Linked DNA regions of Homo sapiens: regions 2 and 3 are each linked to region 1. A link is a loop called in an ENCODE intact Hi-C map of the cell type or tissue named here. Cell type or tissue: PC-9. All regions are shown on one strand.

Evidence for each region. A loop is a pair of places that touch in the nucleus more often than their neighbours do. Peaks named below come from ENCODE experiments on the same cell type or tissue, not always from the same donor. Only the 100,000 strongest peaks of a DNase experiment are listed, where the experiment ranks them.
Region 2: a loop joins it to region 1, with 9 times the contacts of the local background. A loop is called at or near these places in 2 of 110 quality-filtered maps.
Region 3: a loop joins it to region 1, with 2.9 times the contacts of the local background. A loop is called at or near these places in 16 of 110 quality-filtered maps.

Annotation. Positions count from the first base shown.
Region 1 is chr2:234,979,504-234,984,503 of GRCh38, forward strand. All of the region lies in intron 1 of SH3BP4 (SH3 domain binding protein 4), which reads left to right. Among named protein-coding and RNA genes, the nearest start is that of SH3BP4, 30 kb to the left of the region's middle. RefSeq lists enhancers at 835-1,572, 3,957-4,671, 4,402-4,696, 4,672-5,000. In PC-9, no CTCF peak of the experiment used is centred here; DNase peaks (open chromatin) are centred at 1,188, 2,008, 3,668 and 4,098; H3K4me3 peaks cover 3,434 bases; H3K27ac peaks cover 5,000 bases.
Region 2 is chr2:234,246,426-234,251,425 of GRCh38, forward strand. No RefSeq gene overlaps it. Among named protein-coding and RNA genes, the nearest start is that of SPP2, 200 kb to the left of the region's middle. In PC-9, CTCF peaks have their summits at 2,809 (motif pointing left), 3,033 and 3,232; a DNase peak (open chromatin) is centred at 3,596; H3K4me3 peaks cover 458 bases; H3K27ac peaks cover 4,338 bases.
Region 3 is chr2:235,048,391-235,053,390 of GRCh38, forward strand. SH3BP4 (SH3 domain binding protein 4) reads left to right here. Exons shown (of 6, transcript NM_014521.3): 5 at 4,172-4,360. Among named protein-coding and RNA genes, the nearest start is that of SH3BP4, 99 kb to the left of the region's middle. RefSeq lists an enhancer at 3,885-4,846. In PC-9, a CTCF peak has its summit at 2,830; DNase peaks (open chromatin) are centred at 731 and 2,761; H3K27ac peaks cover 3,392 bases.

The DNA.
Region 1 (5,000 bases):
CCACACCTCCTGGTGTTCACATCCTGTGAAGTCCCCTCCCTTTGGCGTGAGCCGAGCTAGCAACTTGCTTCTAACCAGTAGGATGCATCCAAGTTGATGCTGTGCCTTCCTCCCGTGATTACATTATGTGGGCTTAGAACTTCTTCCTTGACAACAGATGGTCTCCCCTGCTGGCTGTGGTGGAGCAGGCTGCCATATAGAGAGGCCATGTGGCAAGGAACTGAGGGTGGCCTCCCCCGGCAGCCAGCATGCAGTTGAAGCCTCAGTCCCATGGCCACAAGTAACTGGATGCTACAACAAGCAGATGACCCTGGAGGACCCCTCCCCCAGATGACCCTGGAGGACCCCTCCCCAGTCTAGCCTTGAGATGACACCCCAGCCTGGGCCAAGACTTTGATGGCAGCTCTGTGAGAGGCCCTGAAGAAGAGAGTCTCTTCTTTACCAGTTAAGCCACATCTGGATTCCTAACCTACAGAAACTGTGTGATAATAGAAGTCTGTTGTTTGGGGCGATTTGTTACACAGCATTAGGTAGCTAATACATAGTCTTGCAAGAGTTCGTTTTTTGGCTGAGCATTATGTTCTTGAGGTTCATCTGTGTTGATACCTGTAGTTGTAGTTCATCTGTTTTCATTACTATGTGCCTTTCCCCTGTAAGTAGTCCCCCCCTTATCTGCAGGGGATACAGGGCCCCCAGAAGGTGCCTGAAACTTCAGATAGTACCAAACCCTGTATGTACTATTTATTTTTTCCTATGTATACATGCCTATGAGAAAGTTTAGTTTGTAAATTAGGCACACTGAGAGATGAACAATAATGAATAATAAAATAGAACAATTATAGCACTATATTGTAATAAAAGTTGTGTGAATGTGTTTTCTCCCTGCCAGAATATCTTATTGTACTGTAGCACCTGTTTTGGGACCACAGTTGGCCAGGGGTAACTGAAACCATGGAAACTTGGGGTGAGGGGGGACTGCTGTATGTTAATGCCTTAGCTTAATTATTCTTTCTGCTCCTAAAGGACAATAGGTTGTTTACAGCCTTTGCTATCAAAAACCACACTTGCTGTGAAGGTCTTTGTACATGACTTCCAGCTCAGCGTGCAAATGTTTATCTAGGGAGTGCGGCTGGGCCTTGGCTGCCAGTCCAGCTCCACTTCCCACAGCAGCCTTCAGGTTCGCCCAGGCTCCTCCGCATGCTCCCCTCCCTCAATATTGTCCGCCTTTTTTTCACTTGGGGGGATGGTCTGATGGGTGTGAGATGGTATCTGAGTGTTTTTATGTTCTGCCAGAAGCTAATGTTCACTGACCATTCTGATTTCCTCCCATGCGGAAATCCTTTTTGTGGTTTTTGCCCGTTTTTCTTACTGAATTGTAGGAGTGCTTTTCGTTTTTGTTTTTTTGAGACAGGGTCTCACTGTGTCGCCCAGGCTGGAGTGCAGTGGCGCACAAGCTCTGCCCACTGCAACCTCCGCCTCCTGGGTAGCTGGGATTACAGCCTTGTGCCACCATGCCTGGCTAATTGTAGGAGTGCTTTGAATTTTCTGGAAAATAAGCCTCTCTTAGTTACGAGCATTGCAGACACTGCATCCCGGTTTGTCCCTTGCCCTCATGGGCTTTTAAAATCAAATCAGGCACAATTCTGAATTTTTCTGTCCCGGGAGGATAATTTGCAGAATTACACTTTTGCGGCATTCCTAGTCCTGGCCTGTGTGTCCTGGTCTTTGGGTCATGGACTGGTGCCTGTGGACTCGGCCCCTGTTTATCGCTCTTGCTTGATGCTGCCTTCCTGAGGTGGAGACTGCTGGGCTCTGTTCCCGTCTGTGGCTCCCCCTCTAGTCTGGGAGTGCTTTCCTGTTCAGATAGCTCATTCCAACCTCTTAGTCACTTTGGAGAGCCTCGTTCAGTGAGTCAGCACGGGACCTGGAGCTCGGGGACCCCTCACAGCCAGGCCAGTGCACACTTGGAATCTGCAGTTTGTCTTAGGCCCCTGAAGGTGATTGCTTGACCGCAGAGGAATGCACGGGTCTGGGGAGAATTTGCCCAGCGTGTTTAGAAGGAATGCATTCCTGGAGAAAGTTAAAATTAGAAAAAGCTGCTACATTTCCTGCCATTCAGTCGCAGTTGGCTGGTGTTTGTTTGCACAAGGATTCTTTGGTAACAATCTGCAGTCGGTTTCTGGCGGAATGTGAGGTGAAGTCACGACTGACTTTCGGGATGGAGGTGAGCGGTTTCCACAGGGATCTTTGTTGTGGGAGTGACTGCTTTGTTTTCCGAGTTGTTGCAGAATCATACCGGAGTGGAAAAATATTACCGAAACAATCCCTTGTTGATAGTTAGCAAGAAGATTATTTTATTTATTCTAGAAAACAGCTCTTTAGTGGGAAGCAAATATCGTGGAGCGCATCTCTTTGTAAGCTCGGCTGCCATTTTCCCGTCCCCGCCTCCTTCCTGGGTGGCCACCTCTGATGTCGCCTCCTGAGGCTGGGCTTTTTGGGAAACTCCCTCTGACTGGCACAGGCAGTGGGGTCCAGGTTGAGCAAATACAAATGCAGAATACCCGGGTCCATTTGAATATCCGGGGTAATGTACACTAAAACATTATTAGTTGTGCACCTGAAAATTCGATGTAACCGGCTGTTCTGGGTTTTGTCTAGAGACCTCTCCCGGCCCAGCTACACTTTGAAGCCCGCTCTGTCCTGGTCTCTGGTGGTGCCTGGGCCTCTCCCAGCTGAGCGGGGCATCGCTGGCACCAGGTGGGCTATTGGCACCAGTGGGCACACCTGTGGCTTTGCAGGGTTTTGTCCACTTCTGTGTTGGTGCCCTCCGCCTGCTGGTGCTGGGCTGGGGTCGTGTGCCCACTTTATGGAGGCGGAATGGAGAGGCCGGAGGGTTACCAGCCTGTCCAGTAGTGTGCAGCTCGTAAATGGAACTGTTAGTCTATAGGTCTCAAAGCCCAGCAGCTGGAGGGCACAGGAGAAATTAAACCATCTTCTTCCCTGGGGAGCAAAAAAAGATGGTCAGAAACTCACGCACAGGGAGGAAGTGCTGTGGGGCTGAGAGTCTGGGTGGCAGGTGGGCTATCCCCGAGACCTGGGAACACAGGCTGCGGGGAAGCCTCAGTGTGGGGCTTGAGGGAGAGGCAGTTTTTGCACAGGCAGGGAGGGGACCAAGGAGGCATTCCCTAGTCACAGGGGCAGTGGGCAAATGGGAGGAGGTGGGATATGTATAGGGGAGTTTGAGGGTGGGGCCGCTGACCTGGCTGGAGTGACCAGTGGATGCCATGGAGTCTGTCCACGTGGGGTAGGGCAAACTGCAGAGAACCCCGAAATGGGGCAGGGAAGCCTGGCTCCAAGGGAGGAAGAGGCAGGAAGGAGCAGGCACCCTGTGCTCTTGAGCCGGGGATAATACAATGATGATGAGGCAGTGGGGCTGTAAATTTGGTGGAGAGATGCAGCTGAGACCAGCGGGGAGGTGGTGGATCGGTGGACCTGAGACCAAACTGCCGATTACAGGTGCTTGGGAAGCTTCCTTTTCTGTTCAGGCAGCAGGTGCTATTGATGCAGCTGCTGCTGAGCACTAGTGCAGGCCTAGGGGCTGGGTGGGGATACAGAAGTGAGCAGGACAGGTGGGTTCCTGCCCGCAGGCCATACAGGCCAACTTGCGAAACACCCGGGTGCCAATTACCCAGGGCACTCCACACAGCCCGTTCAAGGTGCTTCTTGTTTTTGTCCCCAGATTTGTGCTTGAGAAGCTCTGAGTTCCCGTCTGTCCACCTGCATTGGCATATGGGTACTCTATAAATCATCCATCCATTCAAACATTGGCTGACTGCACCTGCTATGTTCCAGGTTGTTCCTGGTGAACAGGACAAAGTCCTTGCATTCATGGAGCCTGTTCTGGTGGGAGAAAAAGGAGAGAAGTAAATGACAGATACAAGAATGTCAAGAGCGGTGGACGAGACCAGGGGAGGGAGTGGGCAGCAATGGTGTGCTTGTGTTTTTGATACGGTGTGGTCGGCTGAGTAATCCCTTCCACAAAAAACATATTTCTATCCTAATGCTCAGAACCTGTAGGTGTTACCTTATTTGGCAAAAGGGACTTTGCAGGTGTGATTCATTGAAGGCTCTTGAGATGGTGAGATACCCTGGATTACCCAGATGGACCCTAAATGTTATCACGGGTCTTTTAAGAGGGAAATGGAGATCTTACCACAGCAGGAGGCCCTGGAATGGTGGGAGCAGAGACTGGAGTCCCGAGCTTTGAAGATGGTGGAGGGGCCCTGAGCCAGGAATCCAGGCAGCCACGGGATGCAGGAAAGGGCAGGGCCACAGAAGCAGCTCACCCCCTCGGAGCCTCCAGAAGGCACTGGCCCTGTCGTCAGCCCAGTGGGCCTGGTTTCAGATTTCCAGCCTCCAGAACTGTTGGAGAGTCAATGTGTGTTTTAAGCCACTAAGTTTGTGGTAGTTTGTTACAACATCGATAGGAAAGTCACGCAGGGTTCTGCGGCTTTGAGGGAGTTACGTTTGAGCAGAGCCATCTGAGGTTGGGGCTGGGCTTCCCTGCTGACACGTGGGCTGGGGCCACAGAGCCTGAACCAGGATCCAGGCCTAGCTAAGGGTCAGGAATCCCTGCTCTGGCAGTTGTCCTCAGCCTGGAAGTGACCCACAGGGCATATACACGTGTATGAGTTTTCGTTTGTTTGTTTGTTTGGTGCGGGGCAGGGTCTCATTCTGTCTCCAGGCTGGAGTGCAGTGGTGCAATCATGGCTCACTGCAACCTCGACCTCTGGGCTCAAGTGATCCTCCCACCCCAGCCTCCTGAGTAGCTGGGACTGCAGGCACACATCACCATGCCTGGCTAATTTTTTTTTTTTTAACTTTTTGTAGAGACGAAGTCTTGCTGTATTGCCCGGGCTGGTCTCAAACTCCTGGGCTCAAGCAATCCCCCTGCTTTGGCTGTCCAAGGTGTAGAAATTACAGGCATGAGCCACTAAGCC
Region 2 (5,000 bases), 730 kb before region 1:
TGAATATTTAAACCTAATAATATTAGATCTAACAATATGACAAGAAATGGAATAATCTTATGTAATCTTTGTGTATACTGAGTAGCTTGATAAAAAAGGATCTTTTTTTTCTATTGGAATAATGGATGCCATCATTAGTAGAAATGAAAATTTTAATAACTTTAATTTTTTAGTTATCATTGAAATCAAGAGTGAGTTTCTTAATGAGTAAAGCCCAGGACATAGTACTGGCAAAACGAGGTCTGTGTTGGCTGGTCAAGACCTGTGTTCTCATCTCAGCTCTGCCACAGACTTCTTGCAGGGCTTAGGGAAGTCACTTCTGTTCTCTGGGTTCATGTGTGTACAAATATGACGAGAGTCTCTAGGACTTTTCCCAGCACTAGAATTCCAATTTTTTTTTTTTTTGAGATGGAGTCTTGCTCTGTTGCCCAGGCTGGAGTGCAGTGTCATGATCTTGGCTGACTGCAACCTCTGCCTCCCAGGTTCAAGTAATTCTCCTGCCTCAGCCTCCCGAGTAGCTGGGGTTACAGGTGCTCACCACCATGCCCGGCTAATTTGTGTATTTTTATTAGAGATGGGGTTTCACCGTGTTGGCCAGGCTGGTCTCGAACTCCTGACCTCAGGTGATCCACCTGCCTCGGCCTCCCAAAGTGCTGGGATTCCAGGCATGAGCCACCACACCCGGCCAGAATTCCAAGATTTTTATGGTAAATATAAAATTCCATCTATCGTTGCATATTATTAAATCAATTGTTCAAAACATCTAAAAAACTGCATTTCTTTAAACTGGCTTTGGAAAAAATATTAGCAGTTTTAACACAGCACAGTTATACGTGTGGCAGATAGTACTGATGTCTATCCAATACAGATTTGCCTTTTCTTCCACTCCAACAGATTTTATTCAGAAAGGCAATGTGCTTGTTTGTCATTGTCCCCTTTTTGCAGCCGAGAGTGTCTGTGTGACTCACTTCTGGCCATGGGGTATGATATGGTTTGCCTCTGTATCCCCATCCAAGTCTCATGTTGACTTGTAATCCCCACTGTTGGAGGTGAGGCCTGATGGGAGGTGCCTGGATCATGGTGAGAGGTGACAGCGTGCTGACAGCCCTCGCTCTCGGCACCTCCTCGGCCTCAGTGCCCACTCTGGCCGCGCTTGTGGAGCCCTTCAGCCCGCTGCTGCACTGTGGGAGCCCCTCTCCGGGCTGGCCGAGGCCAGAGCCAGCTCCCTCTGCTTGCAGGGAGTTGTGGAGGGAGAGGCGCGGGCAGAAACTGGGGCTGCGTGTGGCACTGGCAGACCAGCACGAGTTCTGGGTGGCCGTGGGCTCTGCGGGCCCTGCACTCTGAGCGGCCCACTGGCGCTGCCGGCCGGGCAGTGAGGGGCGTAGCACCCGGGCCCGGCAGCTGCAGAGGGTGTGCCGGGTCCCCCAGCAGTGCCAGCCCGCTGGCGCTGTGCTGGAATTCTCGCCGGGCTTCAGCTGCCTCCCCATGGGGCAGGGCTAGGGCCCTGCAGCCCACTATGCCTGAGCCTCCCCCACTCCGTGGGCTCCTGCGCTGCCCGAGCCTCCCCGACGAGCACCGCCCCCTCCTCCTCTGCGGCCTCCGGTCCCCTCGACCGCCCAAGGGCTGAGAAGTGCAGGAGCATGGGCGGGACTGGTGGGCAGCTCCGCCTGCGGTCCTGGTGCGGGATCCCCGAGGTGAAGCCAGCTGGACTCCTGAGTCTAGTGGGGACTTGGAGAACTTTTATGTCTAGCTAGAGGAATGTAAACACACCAACCAGTACCCTGTGTCTAGCTCAAGGTTTGTAAACGCACCAGTCAGTGCTCTGTGTCTAGCTCATCTAGTGGGGACTTGGAGAACTTTTGTGTCTAGCCAAAGGTTTGTAAAGGCACCAATCAGTACCCTGTCAAAATGGACCAATCAGCGCTCTGTAAAATGGACCAATCAGCGCTCTGTAAAATGGACCAATCAGCAGGATGTGGGTGGGGTCGGATTAGGGAATAAATGCGGGCTGCCGGAACCAGCTGTGGCAACCCAGTGGGGTCTTGTTCCACAGTGTGGAAGCTGTGATTTTTTTGGCTCTTTGCCATGAATCTTCCTGCTGGTCACTCTTTGGGTCCCCACTGCCCTTATTAGCTGTAACACTCACCGGGAAGGTCTGCAGGTTCACTCCTGAGGCCAGCGAGACCAGAAACCCACCAGGAACCCACCAGAAGGAAGAAACTCTGAATATGTCCGAACATCAGAAGGAACAAATTCTGGACACACCATCTCTGAGACCCGTAACACTCACCGCGAAGGTCCGCGGCTTCATTCTTGAAGTCAGTGAGACCAAGAACCCACCAATTCCAGACACAATGGGAGTGTTTCTCATGGTCTAGCACCATCCCCCTAGTGCTGTCTTGTGATAGAATTCCCGCGAGATCTGGTTGTTTAAAAGTGTGTGACACCTTCCTCTTCGCTCTCTTCCTCCTGCTCCTGCCAGGTAAGAGATGCTTGCTTGTCCTTCACCTTCCACCATGATTGTAAGTTGCCAGAGGCCTCCCCAGAAGCAGAAGCCTGTATAGCCTGCAGAACCATGAGTCAATTAAACCTCTTTTCTTTATAAATTACCTAGTCTCAGGTATGCCTTTATAGCAATGCAAGGACGGACTAATACAGGGTATAAGCAAAAGACCTTGGGGAAGGCTTACCTGGGGTAATAAACTAAGCTTTGCCCTCAACCCTACCTTTCACCCCATCTGGAACGGAGATACCATATCCTGGAAGGCACAGCAGCCATCTTGTGGTCATGAGACAGAAAGGCACAAGCTAAAAATAAAGATGGCAAAGCAGAAAAATAAATGTAGCCCGGATCCCTGAAGATTTTGAGGAGCCATTGAGTAATATTTTATTTATGGCAAGAAGTAATGGCTAGGAGGAAATCAGTACTCTCCTGGTAATTAAATAAATAATCTCAAAATACTTTCTAGTATATAACCCTTCTTGGGCCTTTTTCCAAGGAAATAATCCTTATCATAAAGTTTATGCATAAATATGCTTATTACAAAACTGTTAGCAAATTATTGAAAATAAAATGTTCAGTAATATGTAAACAGATCATCCATCCATGTCTTCTGACTCTGGAATCAGTAAAGTTCTCCTCCCTGGTGCCAAGTTCTTGGTCAATTGCTCTAAGAAACTGTCCCCTGCAATGGACTTTTTTCGCCCTCTCTAGGGCATATGCTGGCTATTTCATTTATTGCCCATCAGAGCAGAGGGCTTTGGGATGCTTGCACCGTTCTTCCTGGGACCACCTCTAGAAAGCCATTCAGCACAAATACACAGCAGATAACAGCATAGACTGGATGTGACATGTAGTAGTGACAGCTAGGGGAGAAGGTTAATTGCAGAGCGGACTCAATCTCAGAGCATTTGGAGAAGAACTCTGACTTGGCACGACAAGAGCACCTGTGTGCCATGCCATTTAGTCCCCTGTCAAGAAACTTTCCGAGATTTTCGTTCTTTCTGCCCTGATTAGACAGGAGATACCATCATAATTTAAGAACATGAAGCCAGGCAACAGTACTTTCTCTCATTAAAGATTTTTTTCGACTGACAACTCATCTGTCAGCTATTTAGAGAAAAGGGCTCAGCCCTAACAAGTCAAAGGTATTCAACAATGAGAAACATTTGTAACAAAGGGGAAGGGAATGTGAATCACTTACTGGAGCCCCGAGGCTGGTTGGTTCTGGAAACCTTGGAAGCCTGTTTTGACCTTGTTATTCATTGTAGTCACTCTTCGTCCCTCTATGCCAACCCCAACTCTTACATCTCAGGCTCATTATTCTGATGCAGAAAGTTGACCAGAACCCACAAGGGGCCTGACTTTGGATCTACAAGCCTGCAAAAGTTGACCCCTAAACGTGAGGTTTTCTGAGGCTCAAATACACTTGAGACAGGGAAAAGGACTAACAAAGAATCACATTACAGTGTGGATTAGGATTACTGGCTAACTTTAATCAACTGATGTCAGCATACACAAAATCAATAGATTTTGTTGCTATGTCCTCAACATTAAAAAAGAGAGAGGGGAAAATATAAGTATATTCAGTTACCTCCATACTTGTCTCCTGGAATAGTTGCTTATCCTGAAAATGCTATCGATGATGTGGTTTCCACAAAGACATGTAAGTAGGAAATGAGAAGACTCTATGAGACCCTAGGATCTCAGAGATAGAGGTATTTGCAAACGCAAATAGTTCATTACAGGGTGGCCAATCTCTTGTGGGGAGTCGTGACCCTTTTCCAATAATCCACTCTACCTCTTTGCCTCAAAGTCTTCCTAAGAACCATCTTCTGATCTACAACTGAGTATAATATGTCTGTAACTAAGCAAATTGGGGCAGAATTAATTAAACCACTGCTAGAAGCAATCCTTGTCAAGTATTAGTCTACAGTTACAAAATAATATGTAAACTATGATCCATTTTTGAATAAAAATACAAATAGATGGATGATAGAAAATGCTAAGTAGCAAAGTCTTGTGTGGTTAGCTCTAGGTGGTCATTTATATGTGATTTTAAAAATTGAGTTATATTTTCCAGAGTATGTACAATGTAATTAAAACACAATGTTTTAAAAGAAGAAAATCATGGGGAAAGAATGATTCCAAGTCACTGCTATTGATTTTTGTGCCAATGCATAATCAGTTCCCAGGCAGCTAACAGAATGCCCTGAATGCTTCCAAGTCGCCACAGTTGCAGAATTGCAACGTTTGTTCACAAGGATGAAGGTGTGGTCTTAATTCAATTTGTGACAAGATTCACCTCAACTCCAATTTCACTTCAGGGCCTTAAGCAAAAGCAAAGATCAGCAACTGAATAGAACAGAAAAGAGGAAAAACCCAGAAATCCTGGGAGAAGCCCAGTGACCATCCCTGATGCCCCTAAATTCTCCCAGAGCAATGAGAGCTGCCCTGCTGCAGGCAAAGCATGTGACACCCAGCAGCCCAACAGGAAGCC
Region 3 (5,000 bases), 69 kb after region 1:
TGTGATCACAGCTCACTGCAGCCTCGAACTCCTGGGCTCAAGCAGTCCTCCCACCTCAGCCTCCCAAGTAGCTGGGACTACAAGCAGGTGCCACCACACCCAGCTAATTTTTTTTTTTTTTTGTCTGTAGTAGAGACAAGGTTTGATTGTGTTGCCCAGGCCGGTGTGGAACTCATTGAGCTCAAGCTATCCTCCCACCTCAGCCTACCAAAATGCTGGTATTATAGGGGTGAGCCACCATGGCTGGACAAGAATATCTCTTGAAGCAAGTTCCCAGACTCTGGCCGCCAGGCCCGCTATTCCTGTCAATGGCGTTTTGTTGGAACTCAGCCACACCCATTCCCATCTGCATCGTCTGTGGCTTTCAGGCTTCGTGTGTCCCACAAAGGCAAAAGTACTATCTGTCCCTTTATAAAGTTCAGTCACCCTGACTGAAATCATGGTGTACTCACTGTAACAAAATTCCAGTTGAAACCAGGGTAGTGCAGCAGTCCATCGAGTGTTTCCTGGTGTACCTGTGTGCCCATAAAAAGAGGAAGCTGCAAGGATCAAGTTCATAGAGCTAGAGCCTCCTGCTGTGAAATTTTTCTATTGCTAAGAATTGGTTGGCACCCAAAATTTGTCCTTTAAAAATATGCATCAGTTATGCCTTGTTGATGGTGTGGGTGGTTTGTAACAAACTAAACCAGGGCTGGGCTCAGTAAAAGTTGTGTAAGTGAGTGAGGGAGAGATGCCTTCATTCTTGGTGTTGGAAGTGCCGACCTCTCCTTTCATCTGGGATCCATGGAAATGGGACCTTGGCTGCCCCTGGATGGAGTCCAGGCGCTCTCCTTCCCAGGGGCCAGAGAACACCTGTGTTTCCCAGGACCTTGGGGACCTGTGCCCAGTTCCCCTGGGGAGAGAGCGGTTTTGATCACTCGCACCAGGAATGACTCGAGTCAGAAGCAGGTGACTTTGACCTGTTCTGTTACCTAGAAAATGAGGCCACTTTGGAGCCAGGCAGCTGTGCACACAGCCAGATTAGCTTGGTGTGTGCTGAGTAGCCACGAAAGAGCTGAGTTGGGGACATTGAGTGACTTCGTGTCAAACCCTGTGGTGGTCCAGCACACCTTCCCAGGACCACAGACGAGGCTGCCACCACAGCAAGAAAATTAGGATCTGACAGCCTACCAGCTAACTACACACCCTCCTGACACGTGAATACACACGTGTATGCTTTTATCTTCTGAAACAAATCTAGTCAACATTTAATTTTTTAAAACAATTTGTTTTGAATATATCCAAATTCAAATAGAAACAGACCTTCTTCTGAAATATATAAATAGTTGATATGAAGCATAATCCAGACCGGTATTACATTTGGTTCAATTCCCAATTCCATGTGGGGCTCATGGAATTGGGAAGGCCGCTGGCCGAGTGCTGAGAAGTTTGCATATTTGCCTCCACGCCTGTCACTTCCAGCTGTGGGACCCGGGACAAGCCTGGGGTCTGCAGGCTTCCTGTGCTTATCTGTAGAACAGATGCCTTGCGGCCCACACAGCAGGGAGGACCTGGGGTTGGGTGCCCAGAGGCAGCTCTGGCTCTGGCATTTCTCGGTGTGAAACCCACTTCCCCTCTCTCAGCTTCTTCTGTAAAGTGGGTTGAACTCAGCCTCTGCTTCATGGGGGGCTCTGGGGAGCGGAGGAGCTGAGTGTCTGGCTCACAGCAAGCCCTGGGTTTCTTTTTTTTTCTTTTCTTTTTTTTGAGACGGAGTCTCGCTCTGTCCCCTAGGCTGGAGTGCAGTGGCGCGATCTCAGCTCACTACAAGCTCCGCCTCCCGGGTTCACGCCATTCTCCTGCCTCAGCCTCCTGAGTAGCTGGGACTACAGGTGCCCGCCACCACACCCGGCTAATTTTTTTTGTACTTTTAGTAGAGACAGGGTTTCACTGTGTTAGCCAGGATGGTCTCGATCTCCTGACCTCGTGATCCACCTGCCTCAGCCTCCCAAAGTGCTGGGATTACAGGCGTGAGCCACCGCTCCTGGCCTAGCCCTGGGTTTCTAGTAGCTTCTACAAAAACAAACGGCCACCAGGTCCTCAAACCCCCTTCTGGCCAGCCTCGTTGGTAGCCAGCTGTCAGCCTCTCATATCTAGGGAGGCATCAGAATGATCTGTCGCTCCTGGTTCTTTTTAAATTCCATGGATTGAGATGCTGGGGGCCCACCTAGAAGGATCGTGAGTCACCTACTCTGGCTAATGCATGCCACAAGTCGCCAAAAAGGTCACCTTTTTGTATTGTTAGACTCCCCCCAGGTAAACATAAAGTGTACATTAGAATGCTCAGTCTAAAACAGCTGGGCTCGCTTTGAAGTAAGCAGCCCAGCCGACCGCATGAGCACTAGCAAGACGACCCTGCTATCGGCACAAAATAGTTGGCCAAAGAGCGCCGGTACCAGCGGTGTGGTTGGCGGGGGTGGGGGGTTGTTTGTTTTTTAGCACACTTTGGAGTCCTAAAATGACAACCTCAGGTGCTGAAACAGAGCGTAGAGAGAAAGAACGCCAGGACTGGTGACTTTCCTCTTCTCTTAGCAACTCGCCTGTCCAGGGGCTCACGGGAGCCTCAGAAACCGTCTCTGGGCTGCCTCAGGCCACTGTGCCCTGGAAGCCAAGCCTTTCCCATTGTTGGATGAGAGAAAGCTTTAAGGGTGGGGGTGAGCTGTGCCTTCTATGGCAGAGGAGACTCAGACAAGAATCAGACCCAGCATGCGGCTCTCCTGCCTTCCTGGTGACGTCATCCTGACTGGCTCAGAGCCACACGCTAACCATGTGTGGCCTCATTTATAATTAGGATGGCGCCAGAGTCGCTTGCATGACACCCAGTGGCAGTCATGTGACTTGGCACAGTGTACAGGACTAGCAGGCCTGCTGTCTTGTGCTAGCCAATTTGATTTGTTTCTTTAAACCAGAAGTGTGAGTTTGACCCCAGCCTGGGGTCCCCCAGATATATTAGCCATATGTTCAATGCCTGTCCCATCCAGCCCCCGTTTTTAGGAGGGAATTGAGTCCCAAGGCGGCCACGTGGTTGTTCCAGCCTCAGCTGGGACTTCACTGTCCCAGCAGGGCTGTCTGTCCTATTACCTCCCCTCTGACTTCCTCTGTGGTTAGTAATCCCTGTCCTAAAGACACAGTAGAAAGTTCTTGCAGCTTTGACGTGGGAGCAGTCCCACCAATTGTGGAAACCGTTTTCTCATGTTGCACAGTCCTGGGGGAGGTCTGTGCATCTCCTGGTCACCGTGGTTCTTGGTGGTACACCCTGTCTCTGACCAGGGCCTCTTCTGTTCTCTGTCTTCTTCTCCCTGGGTGGTCCCTGCCTGAGTCCCCCAGCCTTCTACCCGCGGTGCTCTCTAACTGGCCAATGTCAGCACCGCACACTCAGCAGGTCCAGCTCGCCCTCCATCCGTCTCGGCCTCAGGCTATGGTGTCTATTTGGTGAAATGCATTCGTTTCTCTCTGGTGTCCCCAGAGAGTGGGAGTGGTGACAACTCTAATCCATATTCACCCTGTCTGTTAGCTTCCTGGGGCTGCCAAGACAAATGACCACAAACCAAGGGACATCAAACAACAGACACCTGTCCTGTCACCATTCAGGAGGCCACAGGTCTCAGTCAGGGGTCCCAGGGTGGCCTCCGTCTGGAAGCAGTGGGGGAGAAGGGGTTGCAGGCCTGCCTCTCCTAAGCCCCACTGGCTCAACCCTCCTTCTTTTCCTTGGCTTGTTGCCGCATCTGTCCCGTCTCTGCCTCCGTCTTCACACGGCCTTCTTCTCTCTGCCTCTCTGTCTGCTTTCTCTTCTTATGAAGACGCCAGTCCTTGGTGACTTCCTCTAATCCAGAGGGACCTCATCTTAATTCTATCTGCAAAGACCCCATTTTCAAGTAAGGTCACGTTCTGAGGTTCTGGGTGGATGTGGGCTTTGGAGGGAGACACTGGTGAACCTGGCACGCTCTGCACATCATCTCTTTTCTCCCGTGAATCCTGGCAGTGATCGATTTCAGGGGACATTTGGTAGTAGGCCAGGGAACATGGAGAATAGAGAGCCCATGGCCATTCCTGCGCCGTCTGCTGGAATTCTGCGGGGAGCAGAGCCTGCCCCACTCCCTACACTGTCTCACGCTGTGTGCCTCTTCCTCTGCAGGCCCTACTGAAGATGGACTGCCAGGGCCTGGTGGTCAGACTCATCCAGGACTTTGTGCTCCTGACCACGGCTGTAGAGGTGGCCCAGCGCTGGCGGGAGCTGGCTGAGAAGCTGGCCAAGGTCTCCAAGCAGCAGATGGACGCCTACGAGTCTCCCCACCGGGACAGGAACGGGGTTGTGGACAGCGAGGTGAGCAGCGGCTGAGCTTCGAGCTCACCGAGCCCCTCTGTCCCTGGGTTCCGTGGACCCATGCAGTGCAGCCATAAAAAGTCTTGCCTCGCGGCATTTCTGTGAGGGTGCAACAGGTGGAAATGTGCACGCATGTGCCCAGCACTGGGTGTGCCTCACTGAGTGGGAGCCATCCTCCGGATTGGTTGTCGTGAGCCCTGGCTTTAGGATGTCAAGGCTGTTCCACACGACATGGGAAGGACAAACAGAACTGCCTGTCCCTTGTTCATTTTGATCTTAAATTACCATCCGTAGGGTTGAATAATGCAATAACACATACACAGAGGACTTTGTGAGCCGCTCTGGACTGGAGTGATACCTGGTATGTTACATAACTTGGGCCAAAGCCGGTGTGGCCGGGCTCTTGCTCAGAGGTCCTTTGTGTTCTCGCATGTTTGTGGAGGGCACCCTAGTAAGCTTCCTGGAAGACGGTTCAGGCTTGCAAGATCCAGGAAGCAGGAAGTCCCAAGGACAAAGCTGTCTTTTATGAATGGGATGAATTTCCAAACAAATGGCACAGAGAGAAAGTGCCATAAAGATTGTAAGGAAAGAGAAGTCCTTTCTGTTTATTCATTTGTTGCGCACCTACTCTTGCACAAAG